Regions from separate parts of the Mus musculus genome. Here regions 2 and 3 are each linked to region 1. A link is a loop called in an ENCODE intact Hi-C map of the cell type or tissue named here. Cell type or tissue: heart. All regions are shown on one strand. Region 1 has its middle 13 kb from the start of Gm36744. Region 2 overlaps Dennd1a (DENN/MADD domain containing 1A). Region 3 overlaps Dennd1a (DENN/MADD domain containing 1A).

Region 1 (8,000 bases):
GGTCTACAGAGTGAATTCCAGGATAGCCAAGGCTACACAGAGAAACCCTGTCTCAAAAACCGAAAATAAAAAGCAAACGAAAGCAAACAAACAAAAAAGTGTGACACAGACATACAGAAAAGGCAAATCCATCAATCAATCCATCAATCAATCAATCAATCAATCATGAGGTGGAAGGGGTGACCCTGTGAGTGCCTGAACCTACCTTGCTGGCAGGGAGCCCATGAAAAGCCTGAGGAGGAACTGGACCTTTTTTGAGTGTGAGTGCTTACTTGCAGATACTCCAGGTTCTTAGGGAAGGCAGGCAGCACCCAGAGCAGAGGGCACAGCAGAGTCCTGCTAGGCTCCTACCTACAAGACCTCAAAGTCATCATGTATGTGGCTCTAGGTTATTTGTGGTCCTTGTAACTCCTCATGGATGAGAGTCCAAAGTCAGGAAAGGGGCCAGTGGCTTCCCAGGACCCACCTCTTCATGTCAGGCTGTCAGCCTCAGCACCAGCCAGAATTGCTTTCTCCTGAGCCATGGCCAAGCCCAGCAATGATATGGCAGCTGGTTCCGATGCTCGGGACACACTATAGCTCCCTGTGGTTTTTAAAGATAAAATTTTATCACATTTATTATTTTGTGGTGTGTGTGTCTGTGCAAGTGTCTGTATGTGTCTGTGTGTCTGTGTCTGTGTGTCTGTGTCTGTGTGTCTGTGTGTCTGTGTCTGTGTGTCTGTGTGTCTGTGTCTGTGTGTCTGTGTGTCTGTGTCTGTGTGTCTGTGTCTGTGTGTCTGTGTCTGTGTCTGTGTCTGTGTCTGTGTCTGTGTCTGTGTCTGTGTCTGTGTGTCTGTCTGTGTCTGTGTCTGTCTGTGTCTGTGTGTCTGTGTCTGTCTGTGTCTGTGTGTCTGTGTCTGTGTGTCTGTGTCTGTGTCTGTGTCTGTGTCTGTGTCTGTGTCTGTCTGTGTCTGTGTCTGTGTCTGTGTCTGTGTCTGTGGCTGTGGCTGTGTGTGTGTCTGTGTCTGTGTGTCTGTGTCTGTGTCTGTCTGTGTCTGTGTCTGTGTCTGTGTCTGTGTGTGTGTCTGTGCCTGTGTCTGTGTCTGTGTCTGTGCCAGGGCCCACACAGTGAAATTAGAAAAACAAATCCAGCATCAAATCTTTTCCCCACTATGTAGGACTTGGAAATGAAACTGAGGTTATCGGGCTTGGCAGCAAGCACCTTACCCACTGAGCCTTCTCACAGGACCTCCAAATCCTGTTTTGTTCATTTATACCGCTGTACTCAAAGGTCCAGACACTCCCTAAGCCTCTCCATTTCCCTGGGGTGGCATAAAGCAGGATCCACATAAGTCCTCAGCAATCGCAAAGTGGGATCCTGAGAGCGGATGACCTAGGAGGAGGAAGCTACCGCCATGTTACGGCTGTTTTAGGCAGAGCTCCTTACCAGCCCCTAGCCAAACGCCCAGACACCTCCGTAAGCCACTGTGCTTAGGATTGACCATCACCAGACTTTTTTTTTTAAATCATTAAAAAGTGTGTGTGTTTGTGTGCTAAGTCTCATTTGTATTTCAAGTTTTTTTATTATTTGATCACAAGTGGCCCCTGTCGTCACATCTTTTTAACTCTGAAGCCCTAGAGTTAGGGGCTCTGCTCTTCTCACCCAAAAGGCCTCCCAGATAGAGGTCTGAAAGGCACAGATCACACTATGGTTCGGGACTGATCAGATGAATTCTGTGCAACCTGTTTGCTGTCCTGGCCAGACGTCAGAGAGAAGGGGAATTCTCCAGAGGTAGGTGGGTTGTCTGTGTGAGTGGGTTGTCTTCGTAGGGAGTGATGGGTACCTTCAATAGTTATTTCAAATAGCTCACACACCCGTACTCTCCCTTCACGACAGAGTCTGTTTTGGAGAGGGGCTCCTGAGCTAAGACCACGAAGGAGCCCTCTGGTATGAGTCTGACTTTTCCAGGGAAGGTCACTGGAGCCAACAGGTGTGGGTCAAGAGGACAAGGACCAGGGACTCTAAGGCCACCTCCTGAGAGTACATTCAAGCCAGCACCTCCAGGCACTCCTAGAGTTACACTGGGGTCAAAGCCTACCTCTGCAGCTCCAGCTGTGACCACTTGGTTTCTCTTTGATCTGCCACCCCAACTCCTTCACCTCTGCCTTGGCTCTTTCCCCAAACCTTCCCTGCCCTCTCCCTCCACTTACTTAGCCTCCAAAATGTCCACCTCAACAGCTTCCACCGCATTCAGCCAGGGATGAAGTGAAGCCCTTGGTCCTTGTGACAAGCTTTCTCTGGGGCAATGTAAAAACAAACAAACAAACAAACAAACCTGCCAGAAACAAATGGATCAGATGTCCAAAGTACTGAACCGGTGAAATAGAAACCTCCCTCCGGCTCAGAACTCCACCCTGCACGCCTGTCTCCAGTGGGCTAACTGGTGAAGAGTCTATCAGTAGACAACCCTCCGGGTTCCTGCCTAGGACCATGAGCCCAGAATTAGCTTCCCTGTAGACAATGCACAACTTTCCCCAGATCAGGACAGGGCTACTATCCCTAAAAGACTAAGGCAGGAAAAAACAGCTTTTAATTTCTATTATTTATTTTTCACTTATTTAATATTTTATCAATTAAAATTGCATTTGCATCCTGTGAGTATAGTCACACGTTCACATGGGAGACCAGCGGGTTCTGAGAAACACATCGTTTGGGGATTTTTGTCATTGTGTGGACATCACAGTACTCACACACAAGCCCAGATGGGTTAGCTGGCACCACTCTGCTCTATGGTACAACCTCCTGCTCTGAGGTGACAGATCCAGACAGCAAATTAATGTACTGAATGCTGAGAGTAACTGTGACATATGAAATTATGTATTTTTTTAAAATGTACATTGCCTGAGTGTATGTCTGTATTAGCGTGCTGAATTTCTGGAACGGGAGTTATAGATAGTTGTAAGCTGTGGGTGCTGGGAATTGAACCTGGGTCCTCTGGAAGAAAAGCCAGTGCTCCTAACCACTAAGCCATCATTTTCAGCTCCCATTATTTTCTTACAAAAACAAACCAAAAAAAGAGCAACTTTTTTTTTAAAGGGTTATCATACAGCCCAGACTGGCCTCGAACTCTCTTTATATAAGATAATCTTGAACTTCGGATCCTCCTGTCTTCATCTCTTCTAGGTTGAGATTACAGGCACGGGCTAGTATGCCAGGTTTATGTGGGGGTATGGAGGTTTGGAGGTCCAGGCAGCAGCTCAGGACCTAGTAGGCTGGAGGGGGTTCAGTGTGTTGGAGAGGGTTGAAAGAACAGAGGGGACACTACTCTGTTACCAGACTTCCCTGGTCCTCACAGAGACCAGTACCTCTGCTTGAAGGGCACTAGATTCCAGAACCATTAGCACCAGAAATGTTATGGACTCTCAGGACCTCCATGCAGGGAGATAAAAGCAAACGTAGGATATACTGAAAACGTGCAAAGCCAAGAGGAGGGACTTGGGGACAATGAGGGGTACCTTGCCCATTTCTGGAGATACCCAGTCGGAGCCCTAGCCTCGGTTGAAGAAAGAAAAAAAAAAAAAAAAAAAGCCTTGGCCAGTGGCTGGGGACGCCCAGCTCTCTCCTCCGCCTCCCCCACCCCCCGCCCTCGTGCTGTCCAAGAAACAGTGATGAAGTTGGAACCAGCCTCTCCGGGATGGCTTGCAGGCTTTCAGACCGGATTGGCACGCGGCCGTCGAGCAGTTGGTGGCAGGAGCCAGGGGACCAGGAGAGCAGGTTTTCGCTGGAGGGGACGTGAGCTTTATTTCCCTCTTGGTTGCTGACAAGGAAGCAGCTGGCCTTCCCTGATTATTTTTACCCGGAGTCACAGCCGTGGCTGCCGAGCCTCCCCCAGAGCCCGCTACCGCGCGCCCCTCTCAGCCGCGCGCCACCAGCGCCACCTGCCGCCACCTCCTGCAGCCGCAGAGAGGGTACAGCTGTCCTCAGACCATTGCTGGTCACTGGCCTCCAACTCTGTGGTCTTTTTTTTTTTTTTTTTTTTTTTCTCTTCTTCTGTGCTTTTCCTCTGACTCCCCTCATCCCTTCCCTTTTGTTGTTGTTTGAGAGACAGTCTTGCTTTGTAACCTAGGCTGACGCTGGACTTCCCACTCTCCTGCTTCTGGGTAGCAAGCAGACGTCACTAGACCTGGCCACAGATATGGTTTCAGTTCAGAGACTGATCCTGACTATTATTTTACAGTTAGTACAACACATCCATATCTGTAGGGTCTACCATCAAAAGCTGGATATATGGGGGTTGGAGAGGGCTCAGTGGCTAAGAGCACTTGCTGCTCTTCCAGACTACAGGAGTTGGGTTCCCAGCACACACATATTTTGCCTTACAGCCAACCTGTGACTCTGTTCCAAGGGATATGACGCCCTCTTCTGACTTCCTCAGATACCTGCACATATGTGGCATTCACTCACACAGACACATACATACACATAAAAGATAAAAATAAATGTAAGAGCACATCTTAAAACTCTTAAGCGATAAGGAGGTCGGCCAGTTCCTCCTGCCTTCTGTTTTTCATAACCCACGCACACACGCACGCACCACAGTGGGGAACAATAATGGAGGAGGAGGGCTCCCAGACTGCCCTTTGAGAATAAAATGGGAGGCCAGAACCAAAGTCTTTTGGATAAAACACCACAAATGACTACACACTAACACGTTTGGCTGCCTTCCTTCCCAAGGCATGGATCGTCCCAGCATGGGAAAGGCCTCCCTCTCTCCCTCTCCTCTCTCCCTCTCTCCCTCTCTCCCTCTCTCCCTCTCTCCCTCTCTCCCTCTCTCCCTCTCTCCCTCTCTCCCTCTCTCCCTCTCTCCCTCTCTCCCTCTCTCCCTCTCTCCCTCTCTCCCTCTTTCCCTCCCTCCCTCCCTCCCTCCCTCCCTCCCTCCCTTCATTTTGAAACACTTTCACTCTTCCACCATACACTCAATAAAATAAAATAAAATAAAATAAAATAAAATAAAAATAAATGTAAGAAGGAAAAACCTGACGTAGTGTCAAAGCACAGAAGGGCTTGCCTAGAACCACACAATACAAGATTATGGAAAATGATATTTGAATCACAGTCGACCTGGCTCTACATCTTGACACCACCCATTTATATCTGTCACAGTGCTTTAAGTGAATGGGGACTTACTTTCCTCATTGGTAGGTGAGCGGGGGTGTGGGGGGGGAGCCACTCCACAGTGTCAGGAATTCAGAGTCTATAATACCAATATTGCTGCTCCATCAACCCAGATAGATCACCTTTGGACACGCTTCTAGTTTGCAGTCACAAGAGCTACTGAAACTCTGGGCATCGCACTAGAATTCAGGGTGGGGGTGGAGGACTTGGAGGAGCTGATGTTTGAGGCTGTGATAACCCACTTTATCAGGACAAAAAAGTATTTTCCCTAATGTCTAGCCCCCTACACACACACAAAAACCTGTGGGTTCCACTTCAGAGGTAAAAGAACTACCCAAAACTGCGAGGGAGGCTGAGAAAAATCAACATTTCTTGGATAAGGAGGAGGGCAGTAACATCAAATGCTGGGTCAGCAGCCTCAGTATCTGCCCCAACCCATGCGAAGTTGTATTTAGTTGCAATTCTATCACACAGAGGTTTAATTCTTGCTTCCTACTTTGTTCTTTTACTGTGTGGCCACTTGAAGTTTCTTTATCACACTGTGTTTTGGTTTAGGGCCTTTTTGAGACAAGTCTCACCGTGTAGCTCTGGCTGGTCTAGAATTTCCTTGTAGATCAGGCTGGTCTCCAAGTTATGGCAATCCCCCTGTCTCTCCCTCCCAAGTGCTGGGATGACAGGAATAGGTTGCAATCCTTGGCACTATGTTGTCTTGATCATTTTCATTTTTCATGGTTTTGGTTTTGGTTTTTGGTTTTTGGTTTTTCGAGACAGGGTTTCTCTATATAGCCCTGGCTGTCCTGGAACTCACTTTGTAGACCAGGCTGGCCTTGAACTCAGAAATCTGCCTGCCTCTGCCTCCCAAGTGCTGGGATTAAAGGCATGCGCCACCACGCCCGGCGATCATTTTCATTTTTAATGGCTTAGTTATTTCTTCAAGTGAACATATCACAGTGTATTTACAGGGCATTTACAGAGCTACATTTTTCAATGCACGTGTGTGTGTGTGTGTGTGTGTGTGTGTGTGTGTGTGTGTGTGTGCAAGCACACATGTGTGTGCATACGGAAGTTGGAGGACAACCTTGAGTGTCATCCTCAAGAACAGAGCCCACTTCTTTTGAGTCAGGGTGTCTCATAGATCTGGAGGTACAGTTAGACGAGGCTAGCTGGTCAATGAATCCAAGGGGGCATGTCTTTCTCTGTCTCCCCAGTACAAGGATTACAAATCCATGTTGATTTTATTGTTGTTTGTTTTGTTGTTGTTTGTTTTGTTTTTGAGACAGGGTTTCTCAGTGTAGCCCTTGTCCATCATGGAACTCACTCTGTAGAGTAGAGACCTGTATGCCTCTCTTTCCTGTGTGCTGGGGTTAAAGGCATGTACCATCACCATCTGGCTTGCCTGGATGTTTCGTGATTCCTAGAGAGCAAATGCAGGCCTTTGTGCTTGCAATGTAAATATTATACCAACTGAGAAATTCCTCCCAGCTTTGAACCTACCATATTTTTTAGAGTTGTAGAGAATATCCTGATTGCTACTTTTAGAAAATGTTTTATTTATTCTTATTTTATGGGTATGAATATTTTATGTTTGCCTGCATGTATGTAGTATAATATATAATATAATGTCCATGTAATACCCGGGAAGACCAGAAGAGGGCATCAGATCCCCTGGAACTGGAGTTGCAGATGGTTGTGAGGTGCCATGTAGATTCTGGGACCTGGGTCCTCTTAGGAGTAGCAAGTGCTCTTACCCAGTGAGCATTTCTCCAGCTCTGTTATCACTACTTTTATGCACAAAGCATTTACCATAGAGTGTGAATCCCCAGCATCAAAGACTGTAGCATCTTTAGTACTATCAATGCTATTCCATCAATCTCCAAGAGGGCTGTGTTATTTTTCAATGTAGCAGTACCTAAGTATATTTACTGATTTCATCACAACTTTGCCAGCACAGAATTTTATGATTTTAAGAGACTTTTTAAAAAGCCAAATTAGCACCACAAAACAATATAAATTGTTGTGGTTTTATTCCTTTGATGAAAACTGAAGAGGAAAATTTCTCTTATAGTATTTATTTATTTATTTATTTATTTATTATGAGACAGAGTATCACTATGTAGCACAGGGTGGTCTAGAACTTGCCACTCTATAAATTAGACTGTCCTTGAACTCATAGAGATCTGTCTCCTTCTTCCTCCTTAATGCTAAGATTAAAGGGGTGCACTACCATGCCCACCTACCTCCCCTGTGGCATTTTTGTCCATCCTTGTCCATCCTCATCCGTTCTTCCTTCCTTTTTTTCCTTCCTTCCTTCCTTCCTTCCTTCCTTCCTTTTCATGGCTAGCAATAGAACAAAGGGTACCGTATACACTAGGCAAGTATTCTGCACTAAGCATCACCCCCGATGTCCGGTAGTTATTTTTATTTTTCTCTTTTTATATATACACAGTGTACTTGTATGAGAATATGGAATGCAGAAGTCAGCTTGTTGGGCATGTTCCTTTATTGCTCGCCACCTTGGTTTTTTGAGACAGTGTCCCTCACTGAACTTGGACCTTACTGTTTCAGCTTGGCCAGCTGGCCAGCCCTGGGATCCCTGTCTTTGCCCCCTGAGCGCTGAGATCCTTGTACACACCATTAAGCCTAGCTAGCTTCTAGTAGATACTGTGAATCTGATCTCAGGTCTTCATGTTGGACAGCAAGCATTCTTACCGCCTGAGCCAGCTCCCCTCCCCCACACTTGGTGTTGAACATACTCTGTACTTGTCCTCTTTCTTTGGTGAAGTCTTTGTTCATCTTTGAAGCGAGAGACTCATTTTTCCCAGCATGACTATGGGTAACCGCTTGG
Region 2 (8,000 bases), 840 kb before region 1:
CCATCACCAGTCACCATCAGAACAAGGGTATTCTGCTGCCTGTGATAATTCCTACTGTCATCAGCAAGAACCCAGGTCACTCCACTCCCTTGGAGACTGGCTCTACTAGGAGATCAGGGGTCAGGGATTGAGGATCAGGGTACCCATGGCTCACAGACTCTCCGATGAGGATCCCTGGACAATGGTATAGACTCCGCACTTTGATCCTGGGCAGAGTAAGTGTAGCTTGATGGCCAGGAATGCATCTAAGAGCATCAAGGATGGGGGTGTTCAGGAGAGGGAGGACCTGGGGTTGGTGGCCTCAGAATAGCACAAGGATGGATGGTTGGGTAGGCGGAGGTGATGTGTGGCCAGGTGGCTGGGCTGCATCAGGAACAGGAGACATTTCTAGTCTCCACTAATGCAACCACTGTGGCCATCCTTTCTTCCAACAGAATTCTCTAATGCCTGCATGGCATTGACATATGGTCTAAGCATGGCCTGAGATGGTCCTTGCCAAGTTACCAGGTGGACACACACAGGAATAAGACATTGTTACTCTTTGGGGGTCTGTGTAGGAGGGAAAGTGGAGATCGGGAGGGAGAATGGAGACACCTATCTCAGCCCTTTGCCCTTAGGACAACCATGCCTGCCTGAGGACCATGGCAGCAGCAGGCAGGAGATGGGGCACTGGCAGTCCTAGGGGTGTGACTCGGTCAGTCCCAGGGCAAGTTGTTTCACTTGCTAGTGGGTTGGCTCCTTTGTATTTGAAAGGGGCTCACACTGTCCTGGCTGGGCTCGGGATGGTTAACCAACAAGCTATTACGCCAGGGTGAGGCCTCAGCTAAGTGGTACAGCCTTTGGAGGCTGACTCCTAGAGGCTTCCCCTGTAGTGACAGCAGATGGGAAATGGCTTCCCTGTGTGTGTGTGGAGGATGCTGTCACGTGAGCGCAGCTTTTCTTGACTGGACTTTTGCACTCAGTCACATAAATAGCCATTGAAACAAATGGACTACTGCTGTCTCTAGTCACCATTAGCCATTGTCAAGTGGGGGTAGAGGTGGACGTGGCAACACCGCCAGTTTACACACTCTTGGATGAGGGCTTCTGTTGGTTCCTGCTTTTCTAATCCTGGTTCCAGTGCCTCATCTGGCTTCAGGCTTCTCTTTGTCTCTACCACCCAGAATCCACTGGGGAGGGCAGTGAGTCAGGTCAGGGGCCTCTCACTCTGCTAATTGGGTTTGTGACCTTCTGTGAGGTGTTTGGACTTCTGGCTGCTCAGGCAGTGGGAATTGGCAGCCTGCCAGGGGGTAGCACCAAGACAGCTGCCCCTGCCCCCTGGGGCCCAGGCCCAGCTGGCATCCTAGAGACTTGCTGCTGGGCTGGTGGCAGCTTCCAGCTCTTGCAGGGTCAGAGGAGGCGAGGTGCTAGCAGCCTCACAGTTACATTCCACGCACACCTGGCACACAGTAAATGTTCATTAGGTGTTTGTGGTTGTTTACTGGCACCTGGTTGATCTCCAGGGTTAGTGGACTATGAGTGGCAGGCATCTGCCTTCACCAATTCCTACATCCCTCCATTCGGGAGACACCTTTGAGCAGAAGTCTGGATAAGCACTGGCTTGGCAGTCAAAGTCAAGGTTGAGGTATATAACTTCTCCCTGGAGAAGCTTGGAGCACAGGTATGTGTATATGCATGTCCATGTGCGTGTGCGCATAAGTGTGAGTGTGTGTGTTTGTGTGTCTGTCTACATGTATGCTTCTACAAACAAATGCCTTCAAGTGTGTATCCAGAGGAAATTTATCAGTGTAGGCTCACACTCTGGGCTCGGGCACAGGGAGAAAGTCTGTGATGTGATGTAACCGTCAGGGTGTTGGGGGCTGACTGGCCATTGTTGAAGAGGTGAGGAGGAATGGTAGGTCATGTGTCCCCCTATTTAGGATGTGACTGTGGCTTCTCTGGATACTGTCAGGAAGTGAAGCCTTGGCACCTCAAAGGTGGCAGACTGGGATGCCACCTTGAGCATGGGGAAGTCCACCTGTGCACCAGGCCTCTGTCCAAATGACCAACTCTAGCATTGGGGTAGTGCTGGGCTATACAGGAGGTAAAGGGCTTGGCTCCTTTGACATCTGACACTGACGGATGTGAAGCACGTCCATAGTGCTAGGGTAGCTTGTCTTCTGTACAGCGACACAAGAGGAAGTGTTCTGAGATGCAGACTTGGGTCACGGTCCTCACAAAATGCTTCTGGCAATGGCTTCCAATCCGTTTTCACCTTCTGAGGCTTTGGTACAGGGGCCACAAAGCACACTTGAGACAAATGCACTGCTGCCACTCAGCAGTGTGGGCTCCAATCGGTGCAGACTGTCTATGCGGCTGGCACACCTGCACTTGTTCCCACCTAGAGAATTTCCAGTGCTGCTGGCTGCTCAGAACCCAAGGGATGCAGATCTGGTACAAGGGATGAGGCAGTGTGGTTCCTGTCCACTAAGTTGGACAGGACAGACATATTCGAAGCACTGATGGGTGTACTGGTTTCGTTTTCAAGAGGTAGAATTGAAGCTCAGCTCTGCTACTAACTAGCTGTGTAACCAGTGGTGCTACTAACTAGCTATGTGACCAAGGGCAGGATCAACCTCTTGAACTTTCAGCCATTACCATAAAACACAGCTCAAGTCCCCTACCTCCCAATTTCTCACGAGGATGTAGTGACCTGCCATGTGTAAAGTGCCAACCTAGCATGCAGCCTTCCATGGACGGTGCTGTCACTTCCATGTCTTACAGCGACATACAATGAGAGGACTCTCAGCAAGCAGGGGCGTTACCCCAGCAGCTTCCTTCATTTTCTAAAAGAAGATTTATTTATTTATTTATTTATTTATTTATTTATTTATTTATCTGTCTATCTATCTATCTATCTATCTATCTATCTATCTATCTATCTATTTTACATATGAGTACTCTATCTGCATGCACACCTGCACGCCAGAAGAGGGCATCGGATCCCAGTATAGATAATTGTGGGCCACCATGTGGTTTGCTAGGATTTGAACTCAGGACTATGAGAAGAGCAGTCAGTGCTCCTAACCACTGAGCCATCTCTAAGCCCCCGGCATTTTTCTAATGAATGAAATCTTGGGAACAAAAGCTAAAAGTATAGTATAGGAACAGGTTAAGAAGGAACACTCCCCTTCACACACATGCTTGTAGTCACAAATGACAGGAGTTATCAAGATACAAGGGACAAGTCTGTACAATTGGATATCAAAGACTAAGGAGCTCCAAAAAGATAACTAGGCAGAGCCTGGAGGGCACTGTACACAAATACTTATGTGTGGCCGAGTCAAAGTCATGTGATCAGAGTGAACTTGTCTCCTTCCTGACCTCTAGGCTGTCTTTAAGGCCACTTGCACCATTCTGACAAGCAAAATTGCTTAAAAAGAGAGATCTGGTGGGAGAGGTGAGCAGGCTTACGGTTCCGTGGTTGGTTGAATCTGGGCTCTTCTTTAGTATGAGGAAACTTAACTAATAGGTGTGGCCAGCAGAATTCACATCTGCATGTGACTGGAGAAACAAGCCATGCAGTCTAGAGAGCTCAGAGGGTAGGTGGTCAGAACAGGGCACTTTAGGTCCACTGCCATCTGCAAGTCTCTAACCTCAGGACCATGAAGATGAATCAGGGGCTATTCACAGATGATGTCCCCCTATATTCTTAGCCACTCAGTGAGGACTACCGCCCCTGATCCCACTGCAGCCTTCTAATAGGGAATACGGGGACACCTGGATGTCAATGTGGTCATAGGCCCTTGCCTCGGTGGTACATGTGTGGAGTCCAGATGCTAACCTCAGATGTCCTCTCTTACTGCTCTCTATATTATCATTCTGAGATGGTCTCTCAGATTGGGCAGATGTAAGTCAACAGATGAATCAGCATGGGAATCCCTCTGACGGCATCTTGATGTGTGCCTAGCAGGTTTTCAGAGATGTCTACTGAATGAGTGCACATATGGATGCAGATAGGGAGCAATGGGCAGAAATGTGTCAGCAGGAAAGGAAGCAACGGATCTCAGCTGAGAGCTGCTGGCTACTGCTGGAGCTTGGTGGGCCTCAGAGTGCCCAACTCCTAAAAGGCTCCATCTTGCTGAATAGAGATAACTATTGAGTATGTTGGAATTCAGGGACAGGCAGGAAGGAGTCACCCCTTCAGCTGCAGCCTAAACCCTCTAAGAGCCCAGTACACTTTGATATCCTCAGCAGAGATAAAGAACTAGGACTCAAGACAAGTCACAGTGGTTCAAAGGGCAGGCCCTGAGTCCACGTGTACCACCAGGAGCCACCCTCCACAAAGACCACTAGATGCTGGCTCCTGCCTCCCAGCCCCTCCTTCCAACTCTCCCAACATGGAGCTGACAGATTGGTGGCGCTGTTTTCCTTCCCTTCCAGAACAATATTTGAGGAGTCTGTTTTATTAAAATATTTTCCGCTGGATGCTTCCTGTGTTTCAAGAACTTGGTCTTGCCAGCTGGAGCTGGTGACAGTTGAGAGAAACACATCCAAGTGCTGTTGTGACATGGCATTTGGAAGTGGAGGAGCATGGGTGGGGGTAGAGGATGGCAGCATGGAAGAGATGCAGGAAAACACCCGGGTGGCACCAGAAATGTCATTGGCATGATGAGAATACAGCCTCGCCTCTTCCTCATTAAGAAAATGTGAAGAGAAACCCTAGCGATGACGTCTTAGAACATCCTTTGCTACCCGCTGGCCAGTCTGAGCTGCAGTGAGGTGTCTTTTGATTCCTGTCACTGTGTTTGCCAGCCCTCTGAACCAGCCCCCACACTCTTGCCCAGTTCATCTCAACTTGATGCTTTCTGGAAAGAAATCTAAGACAGGCACATTACACGAAAATACTGAAGTGATGCCGACCGGGCTAGGGCAATTACCAGGAAGAGCTACCTTCTTGACACAGCCAGCTTCTTGCACACACTAAAGAATTACTCCTGTCACTGGGTTTGGAACAGGAACAGCATAAATAAATGTGGGTGGTGAGTCCAATCTCTAATCAGGACCACAAAGTGGGGAATGCGTTTCCATAGGATGTGGACTGCTGCCAGTCTGGGATGTGTGCGTGTGTTATACAAGGATATCCTTAATTTAAGACTCAATAGCTACAGGTCCGTGGTTTCTATCCCAGGACACTTAGATCAGCTATGAAGAGGTGGCTAATTCCATTCCCTCCAAGAGAAATCTTTAAGGCAAGAGGAAACCCAGAGCCATGCAGCATTCTCACCACAAGGGGGCAGTCATAAGCCACGGCAAAGGAGATGTCCCTCACTATGTCCACCACAGCAATGTGTAGAGCCCAAGTTAAATATGCCCTCACTTCAGGTATCCCCTCTTCAAAATCTCACATATCCAAGCATCTCCAGAAATAAACATATATTTTCCCACTCTGGTGTTCTCCCTGAATGGTCTTTACCATTCAGGAAGGCTGGATCTATAAAGCAGAGGATTATGGGAGAAATGAAGTACACTGAGGTAGGCCATAGCCTGACATTTTGGAATCATTTCTATTTTGGCACCACTTCTTTGCAAAGAGAGGCATTCTTCCCTTTCACACAAAGAATAGTTTTTCCCCCTCAGTCCTCAAACCACCCTAGGCCAAGATGGATCTGTGATATCTACAGTATTTCTAAAGATATCCAAGGAAGCTGGTGAATAGCTGAGCCTAGGGCTATGCATACCAGGACAAGGGGAAATAGTGTTTCTCTCTCCAGGTTGGAACTGTCTACAGCTTGCAGGTTCCATCTCCCATCTATCTAACAGCCACTCAAGATGTTACTGAAGCTGGCTCTAGGCTGGGTCACAGGGTGTCCAGAGGTCCTCTAGGTCAGGGGGAAGTTTGAAGGAAAGGCCTAATAGCACAGGTGCTATGGCTGAGGAGAGAGCAATGGTGAGGATGCTTTCTGATAAGCTCAAGCCGTGGAGACTGAAGAGCAGTAAGCCTACAATGGGGCTTGGCCTTGCAGGAACGCTTCTTTGACAAGGCAGCTTACTCTCACCTGTGGACTCTTCAGTGTTAAGAGGCCTGGGGCTTCCTTTGGAATGTGGCTGACTGCCTTTGAGCTGCACCACTCAAAGCACAGCCCAGGTTCCTGATGTGACAACAGAGGCTCAGACTCTGACACCAATGACCAAGTTCCCTGTCTGGCCTTATTTAACACCTGCTCAGCATTTCAAAGGAGCCTCCAAGAGGAAGGCTGGGGCTACATGCTTGGTCACCACAAAGCTCTGGCTCATTGGGTTCCTGGGGAGAGATGAGAGGGAGCAATAGTACTCACTGCTCAGGGCTTGAGACAGATGTCCTCCTGCCTTCCACAGTGATGTTGCTCTTGGGTCTCCTGACGACATGTGGACGAGGAGGCCGTACCTAAGGATGAACATGGGGAAATCCCCAAGAAGGAGTGAGTTAAAAAGGCCCCACAGGTCCACTGTGAACATTTGGGTAAACAGCCCCAGAGGGCTTGGTTACAGGTTCTCCAGGCCTGGGCTACCATGGTCTCCTGGTTATTACGTAAACACCACCACTTAACATACAGCATATGGATATATATGCTCTCTGGAATTTAAGCCAGAAAGGCTCTCCTCATCTGCAGACCCAGTGGCCTCTCAGAGAGCTGACTGAGGTGTGAACAACATGGGAGGCAGAACAGCAACACCCTATTTATGGAATTCAGTGTGTGGAACAAAGAGGTTCCACTCACATTTGTTTGGGGGACTCACACTCAAAATACTTTTTTACAGCTGAATTACAGGATACTTATTTTCCTCTCTAAAGGGAAGGAGGGAGCAACTGACAACTCCACAGAGTGCCCAGCTAAGCCAACTTGCTTCTCAGGGTACCGTATGCCCTGTCTTCCAGTAGGGCTAAAGTGGATGCTGCACAAAGCACAGCTTACGGTGGCAGTGGGCACACGAGGGCAGCAGGCAGCTTCCTACACTCACCTCTTACTACACTGTGGGTAGATGGGTTATTCTGAGCTGCCACAATAGTGAAGCCACAGAGGAAAGGATGCCCACTTCCTTGTCCCATCAGAGCCCGTGATAGATGTTAGGCTGTGAATTTCTGGGTACTCTTAGAATGAGTCTCATTTGGTCTAATCAGTATTATGTGACTTTGTGTATGGTACCATCACCTCTGACCACTTCTAATGTCACAGAGATTGGGAAGAGAGCTGAGAATGTCTCTCTGTGGCTCCTGCTGTTCATGCAGATGAGCCAGCATTGCAGCAGGTATAGGGAGCATGCATTCTCTGCAGCTGCAATGAGACACTGGCTGACAGACGAGAAAGACAGTGCCCACACTCCATTACAACAACCCTTCTTCAGAACAACCCTCCCGCCCCCCAGCAACTGGTGGGCGACACAAAACAATGGCTTAGGAACAAGATTACAGAGGCTGGCTGCATACAAGACCAATCTCGATAGAGTCTCATGGAACCCTCAGGTCTGCGCACGTCTGACCAAACCAAAGATTTTCCTGTGGAGCGGCCAGTCTGAGCTCAGACGTCTTTGGCAAATCAGAGATGTGGTAAAGGCCAAGAACATTCCACAAAACATGCTGTCTTCTTCCACGGAGCTATTGTTAAGACTTAACCACAGGGTGTGGGTAACACACTGGTGTGGACATTGCACAGAGTGTGAGCTCCAGAAATGCTTGCCTGCTTCTTTGTGATCGAGATGCCCCCTTTTATCAATAGCAAAAGGAAGGAGGGGAGGTGCCTGTAAGAAGATAGATTGCAGATAGTCTTAATCCTTTTAGCATCCTGTGAGGTGCCTGGTACATAGTGGAACTTCAGCAAGATTTGTAGACAGGCCAATGTTACTGTCTGGAATCTAACAGCAGTAAATACTGCTGTGGTTGTCATTGTTATTAGAAAGGTGCCTGCCACTCAACAGACATTTGGTCAACATTTGCCGAATAAATACATGGCTATATCTGTCCCCACTCTCATATGGAAGTG
Region 3 (8,000 bases), 730 kb before region 1:
TTTGCCAGATTTAGAGACACTTAGACAATACTCAAGGAAGTATAAGCCACAGTTTCTAGCCAGAAAAATGACTTCTACGTATAAAGGGCACAGAAAAGATCTTACCAGCATTTAATTTTGGACTGATTTTGTCAACTTGACACAAACCTAGACATATCTGAAAATAAACTCTCAACTGAGGAACTGCTTCTATCAGACTGGCATTTTCTTTACTACTGGTTGATTACTTGATTACTAGGAGGTCCCAGCCCATTGTGGGACCGCCCTGAACAGGGTGGTCCTTGGTAAGAAAGTAGGCTGGGCAAGTCATGGCGAGCAAGCAGTAAGCAAGCAGTGATCTTCCATGGCTCCTGTTCTTGAGTCTCTGCCCTGACTTCTCTCAATCATCAGCTATGACTGGGATAGATAAACCCTTCCTCACTAAGATACTTTTGGTCATGGCATTAAGTACAGCAATAGAAAGCAAACTAGGGCAACTTGTGTTTTTGAAATTTTTATATATTACTCGGGTCACAAGACACGGAAAAATCAAGCTGGTACTCTATAGGAAGCTTCTTCCCTGATGGCTTTCATAATGCCAGAGGCAGCTTATGTAGGATGTTGGAGAAAGGTCATCAACATCCAACCCAGCTTTGAACTCTGTGCACTACAGTAATGCCTGGCATTGCAAGGTTTGACCATCAACAGTGACACAAATATTACAGAGGCAAACAATAACATTCCAAGTGGCGGACTGAAGGCTCACTCCACAGGAGGGCACAGATGCCAGGCTCTGGAAACCATCACCAAGACCACAAGCAGCATTTGCAACATCGTAGACACAGACACACTAGGTTCCAGTTTCTCTCCCAGCCGCTACCTCATCACCTGGGCATTTTTGCCAGTCTCTTACTCCATTTGCTTTTTTGGGTACATTTTGCGATTTAAAGCATACCTTACTCACTTTCATTGCTCCTACCTATGCCTTCCTGGAATACATAAGTTTTGAAGGCTGGATATAATTTATTTTGGGTATGTGTAGGATCTTTCTTCTATTATCCAGGCTGGCCTTGAATTCCTGAGCTCAAGGGATCTGCCCATCTCAGCCTCTGGGGTACTTTCAACTATAGATGTGCATACCTAGCTCAGGGACTTTATTTTGCTCACTATTATATATCCAAGCACCAAGAAGAAGGTGTGTAGAGGAGAGCCTTTGAAAACAGTTGCTCCCACTTGTTTAAGTGATTCCAACACTCCATGCTTCAAGTTTTATATCTAGCATATCAGGCATAACACTGCATATTTACCCAAGAAAATATAAACAACTGAAAAACAGTAGAAACCCATAAGCATCAAGTGCCTTTCTCTCATGCTACTTTTGTTTGACACTTGTCCATGAAGGGTAACACCAGTCACCTCAGTATAAAAGTTCCCTTCAGGACTAGATGATGGGAACTTGTTTAGGACAACCTCACTCCCTCCATGCCATTGTTAATGCTGGAAGATGAGAGCAAAAATGCCGCACAGTAGGAGAATGGGCGAAGGGAGGCTAAGCAAGTGGCATATGTGTAATACCAGTGGGCTGTGCACTGATAGAACAGGGCTGAGTGGAGACCTGCCAGGTCACATCACTAACAGGGACCAGCAAACCAAACATAAAATAATCTCCAGCTAAAGGCTTTCCAAACTCCCGCCACGCCTCCATGGAATGTGACTGCTGGTGATTTGGGCATCGCTGGATAAAAGGCTTCTTGTGGCAAGCAGGGAAGAACATGGACTGGGACTTTACATCTGCTGTTGCATTTGATTCTCAAAGCAATTTTATGACAGTGGCATTCTTAGCCCCACTTAACAAATGAAAATCCTGTGGTTTTGGGGGGAGGGTGCTCATGGCTTCACAGCTTTTTAACGCTGGCTCTCCCAGAATCCCATTTTTCTTTAACTTGTTCCAAATGGCTTCAATAATACATACAGAGAACTTCTCTAACACTGGGATGGATTACCCAGAGTATGTTTTATAAGATTTCCTTACCTGCCAGCCTCTAGGAGGAGGCCACATACAATAACAAATTGAACATTTGCTCACTGATCATTGCTAGGCAATAGATGCCAGCAAATTCACTGAAGTTTGGAGGTAGTCAATCAACATGTGCAGGTTTCTGACATTATGTTTAGCACTGGGTCAGCCCCAAGAAATTTGAGATATCTCTCTCTTGTTTCATAATGAGGTAGGAACAAGCCAGACATAGATCACTGAGGCCTGAAGGTATTTTTCGCTTCCTTAATTTATAATTGAGAAAACAGGGTTCAGGAAGGTATGATAACTTGTTGGAGCCACACAGGTAGAAGAGGTAGAGTCTGGATTTGCATCAGGTCGAATGAAAACCCAAGGGGCTACATTATGTTACTCACCATGTATTAACTGCTAAGGAAGAGGGTCCATAAATAGCCAACTGTCTGTGTCTGGTTGAAACTTGCCCCTATACTCCTGCTCTGCTTTGCATAGACATGGCCAACCTGCCATTTAACAGGGTCTGCTGCTCACCTGGTTTTGCTTAAATAAAGCATCAGTGAGACATGGAGGGGGACGCACAGGAAGGGAAAGCTTGCATGCCGCTACTCCACTCTTACTACCAGTGTAGATAGGCTGCCCAGCAACGGCTTGTCCTTGTGTGATTCAGCCCCCTCTGGCACCCAGACCACTATGCCAGGCTTCTCCTTGCTTCTGCAGGTGCTATATCCTAATCTTGCTTCTGGGGGTCTCATCTCAATTATATGCTTCAATCCAGTCAACTGGTCTTCCTCTTTGGGAACAGCACCATAGCCACTGCTGGTCTCTAGGTTCCCTCTGCCACTTTGAGTCACAGCTCTTCTGTAATGTGTTCAGCCATTTTTTTTTTTTTTGTATTATTACCCCTTTCTGTTGTCCAGGATAAAACCTGACATGTGACTAAGTTACCGGACCTAGGGAACAAACAGCATAGCTTATGGCCCCAAGCTATGAAAGCCCAGTGATGGCTGGGAATTGGGTCTCAATATCACCTGTTGGCCCAAACTGATCAGACAACAAAAGCTTTGGGAAAAGAATGAGTTTGTTTGTCCTTTTCCAAGCTTCACAGACAGGACTGGAGTAGGAAGAACACAGCTGGTATCCTAATTGCACACTCCACATCAGCCACACTGTTTCCCCCAAACTGCCATGAGGAGTAAGAGCCAGGCAGGGGAGGGAAGGGCTTCTGAAAAGTACTGGGCTAGGCAGAATTAACCTTTCATTGTTCTTTTCTGAGCTGCAGGGCTTCTATAAGGTGCACTATAAATATATAATACAGTTGTATAGGTGTCATGGACATTCCAAAGTCTGTGGGATTAGAAACCTATCAACCTCCAACTCTTCAAGGAACACTGCTAGAAGTGCTAGATCATGGGCGCATTCTTTCCTGGCCTTCTTATAGGCTGGGAGCTAGCCAGACATCTTCATCCGCAGTCACACTCCGTCCTGTCAATGCCACGCTCCTTTCAGGCCCCGACTCTCTGCATGCTCTGCTTCCTTCCTGCTTCCAGGGTTTCCCATCCAGGTGCCACCTTCCCTGGGAAGCTTTCCTTGTGCCCCTGTTTCCAACAGCCATGAAAATCCCTGCTACCTTCCACAATACTCCACTCCTCTGACCGCAGCTCTCTGCTCATTTCCTGCCTCCTCCCCTGCAGTGTTCTAAAGAATAGTGACTGAGTCTGATTTGTCACAGCACAACAGCTAGCGTGTAGGACAGGGTGGGTAGCTGGCCAGGGTCATCAGAGGGTCATACATTTCAAATGCTTGTAGCACTTTCTACTATCAAGGTTTAATAATTGACTTAAAAATTTAATTTACAAATTAAAATAAAAACTATTGTTACAGGCATCTTTACTAAGTCAACTTTTATGAATGTACTTACTTTTATTATGATGAGAATAATTGATTTTTTAAAATCCTAAAATTGCCTGAACACAGCCATGAAAAACATGGGCTAATGCTACCGTGAGAAAGCTTCCCACCACTAGGTGTCAGCCCAGGAACAGAGGAGGAAGGCTGTATTCAAACTCGTGTTTTACTTATTCATCCAATTATCACTATAAATATCAAATATTTAAACAACAAAATATTAGGCAATTAAAATTATTTATTAAGGGAATGTTTTTAAAAAGATATATAAAATTTTGACATTTCCCCTTTGCAGAATAGTTTATAAATGGTGTTATTTTAACCTGTATTTGTCAAGAAACATTTGCACAGATTAGAGGAACTAACTCCTAAGAGGAAAACCAACTCGCTTTTCTTCAGAAAGGCCCCCAAACTGTATATAACACAGACCATATGGTCACCCCCACTGTGGAGCGTGTGCAGAGCAAAGTGCATTGCCCCCACAGTTAGGCACATGGAGGGGTTGGATCCCAGTTCTGCCATTCTGAAAACAAATGTGACGCCATCTTTCCCAGCCTCGGTTTCTTGTCAGTAAAATGGGGCTATCTGACTCTCTGCATGGGGACTGAAAAACAACAAAGGGACTGTAGTACGTTAAAAGCCCCAACAGAATAAATGTTCTAGTCTTTTATTTTCCTTTAAGTCTTAATGATCTATGTAACAAAACTGCTTTGCAGATCCCAAACAAAAAGTGAGATTATAAGAGCTAGGACCATTCATTCATTCAAAGGATAGCTGATGAGAATGTCCTAGGTATTGAGAAGGCTCTGTGTCAGGGACACTTGTGCAAACATGACACTTCATGCTCTCCTGACCAGGTCTCTGTGGTGACAGACTGTAGTGTCATTATCTACTGCAGAATGTATCCAACAACCTGGCCCCTAGAAAACCAATGTGCTTGGAAGCCTAGTGTGTGTGTGTGTGGGGGGGGGGGGATCGGGATCTACCATTTTCTCTTCTACTTATCATTATTACCACAAACACCATGGCTCCATGAATGTTACAGTCCTCTACTGTATGCAGGTGTAGGAAAGAATGGTATGCTGTCCTGCACTTGAGAAGCTCACAGCCTGGCTATGTAGGCAGACTGTTAGGTGTTATTGGAAACGAATCAGAAAGATTTCCTTTTCAGGGTTTCATTGAAAAGGCAAAAGGTCATATAATTAAACTGTTTGATTTAAACATGGTAACTGTAACCACCTATGCTTGCTCCTACTTCCAATAAAGATACATTTACTGCTGTCACAGCCAATCCTGGGGTCAAGCTCTCTTCATGCACACATAACCTAGAAGAGAATACAGACTGCACGATGACTTTACACATGATCCTTTCCAGATCCTAAATGACTCTGGTCAGTTTCCAAACAGCTGCCTGGCCAGGCCTTTGTTTTATGTTGATATGCTTGCTGTGTGTGTTAGCTTGTGTGTGTACCCTCAGATGATGTTGTAGGGGATACTTTCTTGGTTGTTTGTTTGTTTTGAAGACAAGGTTTCTCTGTGTAGCCTTGGCTGTCCTGGAACTCAATATGTAGTCCAGGCTGGCCTCACATTTAGAGATCAGCCTGCCTCTGCCTTCTGAGTGCTGGGATTAAAGCATGTGCCACCACCGCCTGGCTACATTAAAACAAAACAAAACAAAACAAAACAAAACAAAACAAAAAACAAAAAACTAAGTGGCTACACTAAAATATGACCACCACTCCAAGCATAGAAAGCAGGCATTAGCCATTCATATGCTCACTAACAGTCACTGGCTGAACATGGACTGATGCTACGTGAGGGACACCAGGCCTGTCAAACTCATTCTAAAGGAACAACATGAGAAAGGAGGCAGGATTATCAAATGGAATCTAGTGAGGGTTTGGTGTTCTGCTGAGACAACCTGTAACACGCTACTACATTTTACTTTTTCACATCTTCTCACACTTGGGGGCTTACATTTTTCAACTGGGCAATCTACTTCTAGATTCATCGTGTGAGTCTGAGGTACAAAGCCTCCAGAACTGTACCAGTGTCTGTGCTGTGGCTGATTTGGTGAACCACAGTCCTTTCCTCAATGGCAAAAGCTTTCTCTCTCTTTAAAAGTTCCAATTATATTTTCTTTAATATATTTTTAAAACTGACTGTCCTCATTTTAAAAAATGATTGTCCTTATCTTGAACTACACCTACCTGTAAGTGCTGGGAGCAATGACAGATGAACAAATAGCAAATGCTTATTAAAGGAAATCATTTAATGTGAGATTTTATTCAATTTTGGCACACAGAATTTGAGATAAAAGATGTATTTCCTCTGCTAGCTCAAAAGTGGAGTCAGAATGGCTGTGGGCTCTGTGCTCTGAATGGCTACAGGTGCCCTGTTGCACACACATGCCATTGTGCTAGAGTGCAGCTGTCCCTTTCTCTCTTCTTCCCACTTTACCTCCCTGTCATCCAGGAAAGTGCCAGTATCTTTATCAGCATGGCACTGTGTAGGCGTTTTATATGCATAACATTTTTCTCAATATTCATACAAAATAGGTGCTATTTCCACTTACAGATAAGAATTGTGAGACTCAAGAGTGGAAGGACTTTCAAATGCATCCACTAATAGATGAGAGAGTCAAAGCCAGGTACCCACAGCCATGCTTGCCCTCAGGCTGTGACCTCCTCAGCTCCCTAGAGTCACAGAGCTGCTGTGGTGGCTCTGAGAGCCCACTGCCAGGAGGGGAGTGTCACTCCCTACTCCATTCTCAGGACATGATCTTGAATTCAGATGACTAGTAGTCCAGACAGAGGCAGGGGAGAGGGAGGAGAGAGAAAGAGAGAGGGGAGCCCAGTGCAGTCTATTCTGAACTCGTGTTCTTAGGGCACTTCCTTGGCTTAGGCTGGTGGTTCAGGCTGTAATTCCCAGACTGCTTGCCCACAGGTGGGAAAACAAGATAGCTTTTCACAAGCCTTTCCCAAATCTGGGCTTCATAAAGTTACTGCTAAGCATGTAACAAAAGCACGGGTTCTGTGAAGAGTTCCACGGTGACAGGGATGCTCAGCAGAGAAGCATCTCTGTATAAAGTCCATCTGAGCCCCTCAAAGCACAATGTTAAACACTGTATTACCACGAGACAGCGCCTCCACACCAGGCATCATGCTTGTGCACATGCCATAGAATTGGTCACAGGAGCCAAGAGGTGAGACTACTCACCTTTATGAAGTCCAGGTTTGTAGGAAACATTTGTGAATAGTCAACAGATGAAGGGAAAACACAATGGGGTTTGTTCATGTACAGACTATAACTCAGTCTTGAAAAGGGATGGCATTTTGATATCTATTGCAAGTTTGATAAACTTTGAGTTTGTGTCACATGAATTAAGACAAAGGAGGACAAACACAGTGATATTCTACTTCTAGAAAAAAATCAGTGGGAACATAGATGGTAGATTAGAGGTTACTAAGTACTGCAGGAGACAGACAGGAAGTTCCTGGTAATGAACTTTCAGGATCAGCTGACTGGAATGGGAGATTATAAGAACTTTCAGGGTGAGGGTTGTGTAGTCCTGTGAGTGCAGCCATCCCTCAGCTGTGCAACTGGCAATGGTCTCAACAACAAAGCTTGTATTTTCCACAATTGAAATAGTCTAAAGACAGACTTCAGGTCCATTCTAGGCTTCCCCATTCAAATGATATATATAGAGTCACAGGGCCTGTGCTTGGTCACAGGTACTCATTCCAGTCTTGTTTCCCTGTTCCTCATCTGTGCTGAGTGTAGTGTCTTAAGGCTGCTCAAGTCCTTCTGGGTTCAAGATGGAAACATGGGCAATTAGTCACTACCCTATCCGAGTTCTAGGAATCCTTTATACACCACACCCCATCATGTGGGCTTCGGTGTGCCCCACTCAGCTTCTCTCATATGAGTGAGCTGAAAATGGCCTTTCCCCACAGTGGAACAAATAGGCCCCTAGAGTCAGGCTCCTGCACACACCTGAATTTCTTTTACCCAGAAAGCTTAGGAGTAAGAGCATCTCAAAGTTTTATTAACTGAAATGTTGGTAGATTATTACCTAAAATATTGAAAGGTAAGAACAACT

What was found. Peaks named below come from ENCODE experiments on the same cell type or tissue, not always from the same donor. Only the 100,000 strongest peaks of a DNase experiment are listed, where the experiment ranks them.
Region 2: it touches region 1 in a loop (13-fold over the local background); 8 of 42 quality-filtered maps call a loop at or near these places.
Region 3: it touches region 1 in a loop (17-fold over the local background); 6 of 42 quality-filtered maps call a loop at or near these places.

What each region holds. Positions count from the first base shown.
Region 1 is chr2:38,654,776-38,662,775 of GRCm38, forward strand. No RefSeq gene overlaps it. Among named protein-coding and RNA genes, the nearest start is that of Gm36744, 13 kb to the right of the region's middle. In heart, CTCF peaks have their summits at 3,915 (motif pointing left) and 6,810 (motif pointing right); a DNase peak (open chromatin) is centred at 3,816; H3K4me3 peaks cover 753 bases; H3K27ac peaks cover 349 bases; H3K27me3 peaks cover 564 bases.
Region 2 is chr2:37,810,599-37,818,598 of GRCm38, forward strand. It overlaps Dennd1a (DENN/MADD domain containing 1A), which reads right to left. Exons shown (of 23, transcript NM_001362973.1): 20 at 6,318-6,406. Among named protein-coding and RNA genes, the nearest start is that of Crb2, 38 kb to the left of the region's middle. In heart, no CTCF peak of the experiment used is centred here; no DNase peak of the experiment used is centred here; H3K27me3 peaks cover 341 bases.
Region 3 is chr2:37,921,940-37,929,939 of GRCm38, forward strand. All of the region lies in intron 13 of Dennd1a (DENN/MADD domain containing 1A), which reads right to left. Among named protein-coding and RNA genes, the nearest start is that of Crb2, 150 kb to the left of the region's middle. In heart, a CTCF peak has its summit at 4,014 (motif pointing right); no DNase peak of the experiment used is centred here; H3K27ac peaks cover 310 bases.